Linked DNA regions of Homo sapiens: region 1 is linked to region 2. A link is an interaction called in ENCODE POLR2A ChIA-PET data of the cell type or tissue named here. Cell type or tissue: MCF 10A. All regions are shown on one strand.

Evidence for each region. Peaks named below come from ENCODE experiments on the same cell type or tissue, not always from the same donor. Only the 100,000 strongest peaks of a DNase experiment are listed, where the experiment ranks them.
Region 1: POLR2A ChIA-PET joins it to region 2 with 5 read pairs; 25 of 35 experiments call an interaction of 5 or more read pairs at or near these places.

Annotation. Positions count from the first base shown.
Region 1 is chr1:32,407,590-32,410,089 of GRCh38, forward strand. No RefSeq gene overlaps it. Among named protein-coding and RNA genes, the nearest start is that of BSDC1, 14 kb to the left of the region's middle. In MCF 10A, no CTCF peak of the experiment used is centred here; no DNase peak of the experiment used is centred here.
Region 2 is chr1:32,350,196-32,352,695 of GRCh38, forward strand. LOC105378629 (a long non-coding RNA gene) reads right to left here and starts at 1,669. Exons shown (of 3, transcript XR_947157.3): 1 at 1,415-1,669; 2 at 1,059-1,143. LOC124903933 (a long non-coding RNA gene) reads left to right here and starts at 1,407. Exons shown (of 3, transcript XR_007065642.1): 1 at 1,407-1,460. RefSeq lists a silencer at 1,216-1,735. In MCF 10A, a CTCF peak has its summit at 1,090; a DNase peak (open chromatin) is centred at 1,336.

The DNA of each region.
Region 1 (2,500 bases), 57 kb after region 2:
CTAGAATTCCTGACCTCAAGTGATCTGCCTGCCTCGGCCTCCCAAAATGCTGGGATTACAGGCATGAGCCACCGTGCCCATCCTCTCCTAAACTTTTTATTCTCTCATCTTGCTTCCTTCAGTAACCATGGCCTGTGATTCAATGTTGATTCTGATTTCAAGACATCTCTGCCTCGAGACAGTGGAAAACCACATGCCTTGCTCCAACTGCCACCAAGAAGAGTTCCTTTCTCTGCTATCCTTCAGAGTGACCTTGCTCAGGCCATGACAGTCCATTTCTGGCTCATACCAGCACATTGTACAGAGCCATGCATAACAGTTCACACTCGTTTCCTCCCATGTCGCCTGGGTTGGAGTCTCTGGAGCAGTGTGCAGGAATGGGTACTGGGAGTAAGAACAGCCTGCTCATTGCACCTTCAGGGCTGTTTAGGCCACATTCTCTATGGGCCACTTTCACTTGAGAATTACTGAGTATTGGCGATCAGAAAACACCCAATTCATGATGGGCAGCTCAGGTTGCAACGTCACCTAGTGCTCTATGGTCAAGCATTCAGCCTACTAGAACTATTAGGAAAATCCTAGTAGCTACTACTAGGGCAAGGATGTCATCGAAGAGTACTTCAAATGCGATAATGAACAAATAAAACTTTGGTTCATGTTCTTTAAAAAAAAAAAAGTAGCTACTAGCTACGAGTAGCTACTACTACTAAAACTCAGGAGCTATTTCTCAAAAGAAAAATACTCAGTATGAATGAGGAACGGCTAACAGCTTTGCCTCCAAACTTTGAGGGCCTCTATGGTGATCCCTCTACCAATGTTTGCAATAGGCTCAGTATGGCATCATTTCCCTCAGACGCTTTTTTTTTTTTTTTGAGGCAGAGTTTCACTCTTAGTTGCCCAGGCTGGAGTGCAATGGCACGATCTCGGCTCACTGCACCTTCCGCCTCCCAGGTTCAAGCAATTCTCCTGCCTCAGCCCCCTGAGTAGCTGGGATTACAGGCACCCGCCACCATGCCCAGCTAATTTTGTATTTTTAATAGAGATGGGGTTTCTCCATCTTGGTCAGGCTGGTCTTGAATTCCTGACCTCAGGTGATCCATCTGCCTCGGCCTCCTAAAGTGCTGGGATTACAGGTGTAAGCCACCGCACCTGGCCTTCCCTCAGACACTTTGACTGTGGATCTGTTCAGCTGTCAGGGCCAAATTGCTGAGCCTGGACCAGTTGGAGAGGCATCCTCTCTAACTCTGTGCCTTACTCAAACCTGGAGACTGGCAAATAGTTAGAAGGAGTTGGCTGGGTGCGGTGGCTCATGCCTATAATTCCAGCACTTTGGGAAGCCACGGCGGGCTGATTGCTTGAGGCCAAGAGTTCAAGACCAGCCTGGCCAACATGGCAAAACCATGTCTTTGCTAAAAATAAAAGTAAAAAAATTATTAAAAAAAAAAAAAGAAGTAGTGTACCTAGTAATGTTTGTATGTTGCCCGCAAAATCCAAAGAGACCTATCAAGCACTGGGGTTCCTTCTTAGAGGAAGGAAGACTAAAGTGCAGCAACCTGTCCTTTGCTCTGGAGGGAATGTCCTGGTGTGTCTCAGACTGTGTGACTTCCAAAATTTTAATGAAATGGCAGGCTGCTATATTTTTGTTGGATTTATCTCCCACCCTTTTATACCCAATGTTTTCTACTTTTGGGGTTCTGTCAGCACGATGCCACCAAAATAGTGGAACAGCATGACAGCCTGTAGGATGGAATGACAAATACTTGGACTGACTCTTGACCTCTATGCCACCCTCCTTCTATTGGATGCATTGTAAAGTGAAATACCACATTTCCCAGAGTCCCTTGCAGCTAAGGTTCTGCTTGTGAACTAGGTTCCTTCAAGTAGGCACATCCATGTGAGATTTGGGAAAGCAGACATGAGGCAGAAGTCACCTTTCTGCAGAAGTGGCTGCTGGCAGGAAACGCCTGTTTTGAATACATTGAGTTGTTTGTTTTCTGCACTGAACTGACTGATACAGATGATGGCAGAGCCAAAATTTCTACAGACCAAATTGGGGCACAGAGCAGAAGTGTTGGATTTTCTTTGAGTAAAGATTATAAAGCAAATTGCTTTTTTTTTTTTTTTTTTGAGAGGGAGTCTCACTCTGTCACCCAAGCTGGAGTGGAGTGGCACACATGATCTTGGCTCACTGAAACTTCTGCCAGCCTCAGCCTCCCAAAGTGCTAGGATTACAGGTGTGAGCCACCATGCCTGGCCATAAAGCAAATTGCTGCTGCTTCTTTTTTTTTTTTTTTTTTCCATTGAGATGGAGTTTCGGTCTGTCATTCAGGCTGGAGTGCAATGGCGCGATCTTGGCTCACTGCAACCTCCACCTCCAGGGTTCAAGCAATTCCCCTGCCTCAGCCTCCCAAGTAGATGGGATTACAGGCACCCGCCACCATGCCTGGCTAATTTTTTGTATTTTTAGTAGAAACAAGGTTTCACCATGTTGGCCAGGCTG
Region 2 (2,500 bases):
GGGCAGGGACCTCAACTGTTTGCTTCACCAGTGTAAACCCAGTGATTAACTCAGTGTATAAACCTGTCACAAATCACTAAAACATGCCCTTGATAAATAATTGTTTTGTTTTTGTTTTTTTTTGAGACAAGGTCTGCTGTATTGCCCAGGCTGGAGTGCAGTGGTGCGATCTTGGCTCACTGCAACCTCTGCCTCCTGGGCTCAAGTGATTCTCCCACCTAAGCCTCCTGAGTAGCTGGGACTACAGGTGCACGCCACCACGCCTAGCTAATTTTTCACATTTTTAGTAGAGATGGGGTTTCGCCATGTTGCCCAGGCTGGTCTAGAACTCCTGGCCTCAAGCAATCTGCCCCCCTAAGCCTCCCAAAGTGCTGGGATTACAGGCGTGAGCCACCACACCTGGCCAAGCCCTTGATAAATATTCGTTGACTAAATAGACACATAGATCAGAGATAGAACACACAGAAACAGAACCACACTCAGAGGTGGTACAGACTTTCAGAGATGCACCGAAATGTGAACACAGACACACAGGATGATCACCACGACAGGGCCCTTCAAACTGACCCCGAGCTTCCCTTCCCTTGGTCATTCAGCTTCGCCTCTAGGCCCAGGGCTGGAGTCACCTTTGCTCTGACCCAGTTGGTGCCCACCCGAGTGCACCACTTTCCTGGTCCCCGACTCCCTGCACTGGGCACAGAGCTGGTATTATGTTTGAGGAGTCCTATTTGGGGCTCCTCTACTTTTTTGGGGATGTCTCCTGACAAACAGAAATTTCAACATAGTCAAATTTGTCAATCTTTTTAAAAGTATGTTTGTGTCAGCCCAAGAAGAGCGGGGAAAAATAACCCTGCAAAGACCACGCCCTGCACTCGGGGCCCCTCTGACTGCGGCTCATCTGCACAGGGTCCTGGAGCCTCGCAGGCCGCGACTGCAGCAGGCCAACCTCGTGCTCGGGCCTCGCCCCTCCCCCACGCCTCTAGCTAGGCCCCGCCCAAGACCTGCCCCTCCGCGAGCCCCCGCCCACCTACAGCGCCCCCTGTGGCCACGCCCCTCACCGGCTCTCACGGGCGCAAGGGAACTAGATGTCGCTTCCTTTTGCCCAGAAAATAGTAGTTAATATTCTGCCACCGGTGCTTCCACCTGGAGGGAAGGGAAATCGGGAAGACGGGATTGGGGCAAGTGTCCCTTCCCTCCGGGTCTGCGCCCACTCCGCCTAGCCCCGCCCCTTCCTTCCGCTCCCGGTCGCCCTCAGACCCCGCCCTTCCCACCCAGTTCCGCCCCCTCCCCTCGCCCCCAGGCCCGGATCCTCGGCTCTGGATCCGCCCCTTCCTTAGACCTCGCCCCTTCGCATAGGCCCCGGTCACCCCGTCTACTCCCCGGGCCCTCGCCCCGCCCCTCCCGGCGCACTCACGTGAGTCTCGGGCGCGCGCCGTAGCAGCTGGGCCAGCGCGCCGAGGGTACGTCGGCCAGGCCGGTGGCCGGGGGCAGCAGTAACAGGTTGCGTGCGGGCCAGTGCCAGGCGGCACCCGGAGGGTGGCGGCGCTGCGGGCTCAGCCAGTAGTCGCCCAGGCTGCGGCGGGCGGCGGGCGCCGGCAAGACCGGGCCCCGGCTGCCCCAGAAACACAACTCCTGGTCCAGGCGGTGCGGGGCCGTGGCCTGGGGCCGCCTGCGGGGGAGATGGGACAGCGGTCACCCCAGGAGAACACGACAGGCGGGGAGGAGGAAGTTGCCTCCGATCGGACGAGGCAGGGCACGGGCCGGGGTCACTCCTGGTCGATTTAGAGGGACGTGGAAAGGGACTGGAGGCCCCCACTGGCGCCTTCCCAAGGACCTGAGTGCCTCCTCCCCCAGCTGCCAGACCAGGGCGCTTTATCCAGCTGGCGCCCTCCCTCGGGCCCCCTCACTGGGACAGAAGAAAATTCACCACGAAGTGAGCAGTCTCGGTGAATAGCATGGTGTCCAGCCGGTCTGGCCCGACTTCGGCCTCTCTTTAATACCTGCCTGGGCGAGGAGGGGGAGGCCTGAAAACCCATATTCCCCCCGGGCCCGGCTGTTTTTAGCAGAAGGCCAGGAGGCGTCAGCTGGCAGAGGGGTTGGGGGCAGAGCTGGTCTCTCTCGTGAGGTCTAGTCTAGTCTGCCCCCACTAGCCGCTTCAGTGGGAGGGGGCTGGTCACCAGATCTCCAGGTTCCCCAGAGACACTCCTCCCCAGGGTCAAGGACAGAAGTGCAAGGACAAACAGAGGCAGCAGGAGGGGGCCAGGGACAGGAAGGTCAGCTGCCCATTGGAGAAACCCTTCCTCATCCCACCCAGGGCTTCCAGCCCCTGCTCACACACTTTTTTTTTGAGACAGGATCTCACTTTGTCATCCAGGCTGGAGTGCAGTGGGGCGATCATAGCTCACTGCAGCCTCGACCTCCTAGGCTCTAACGATCCTCCTGCCTCAGCCCCCCAAGTAACTGGGACTATAGGCACTCACCACCAGACCTGGCTAATTTT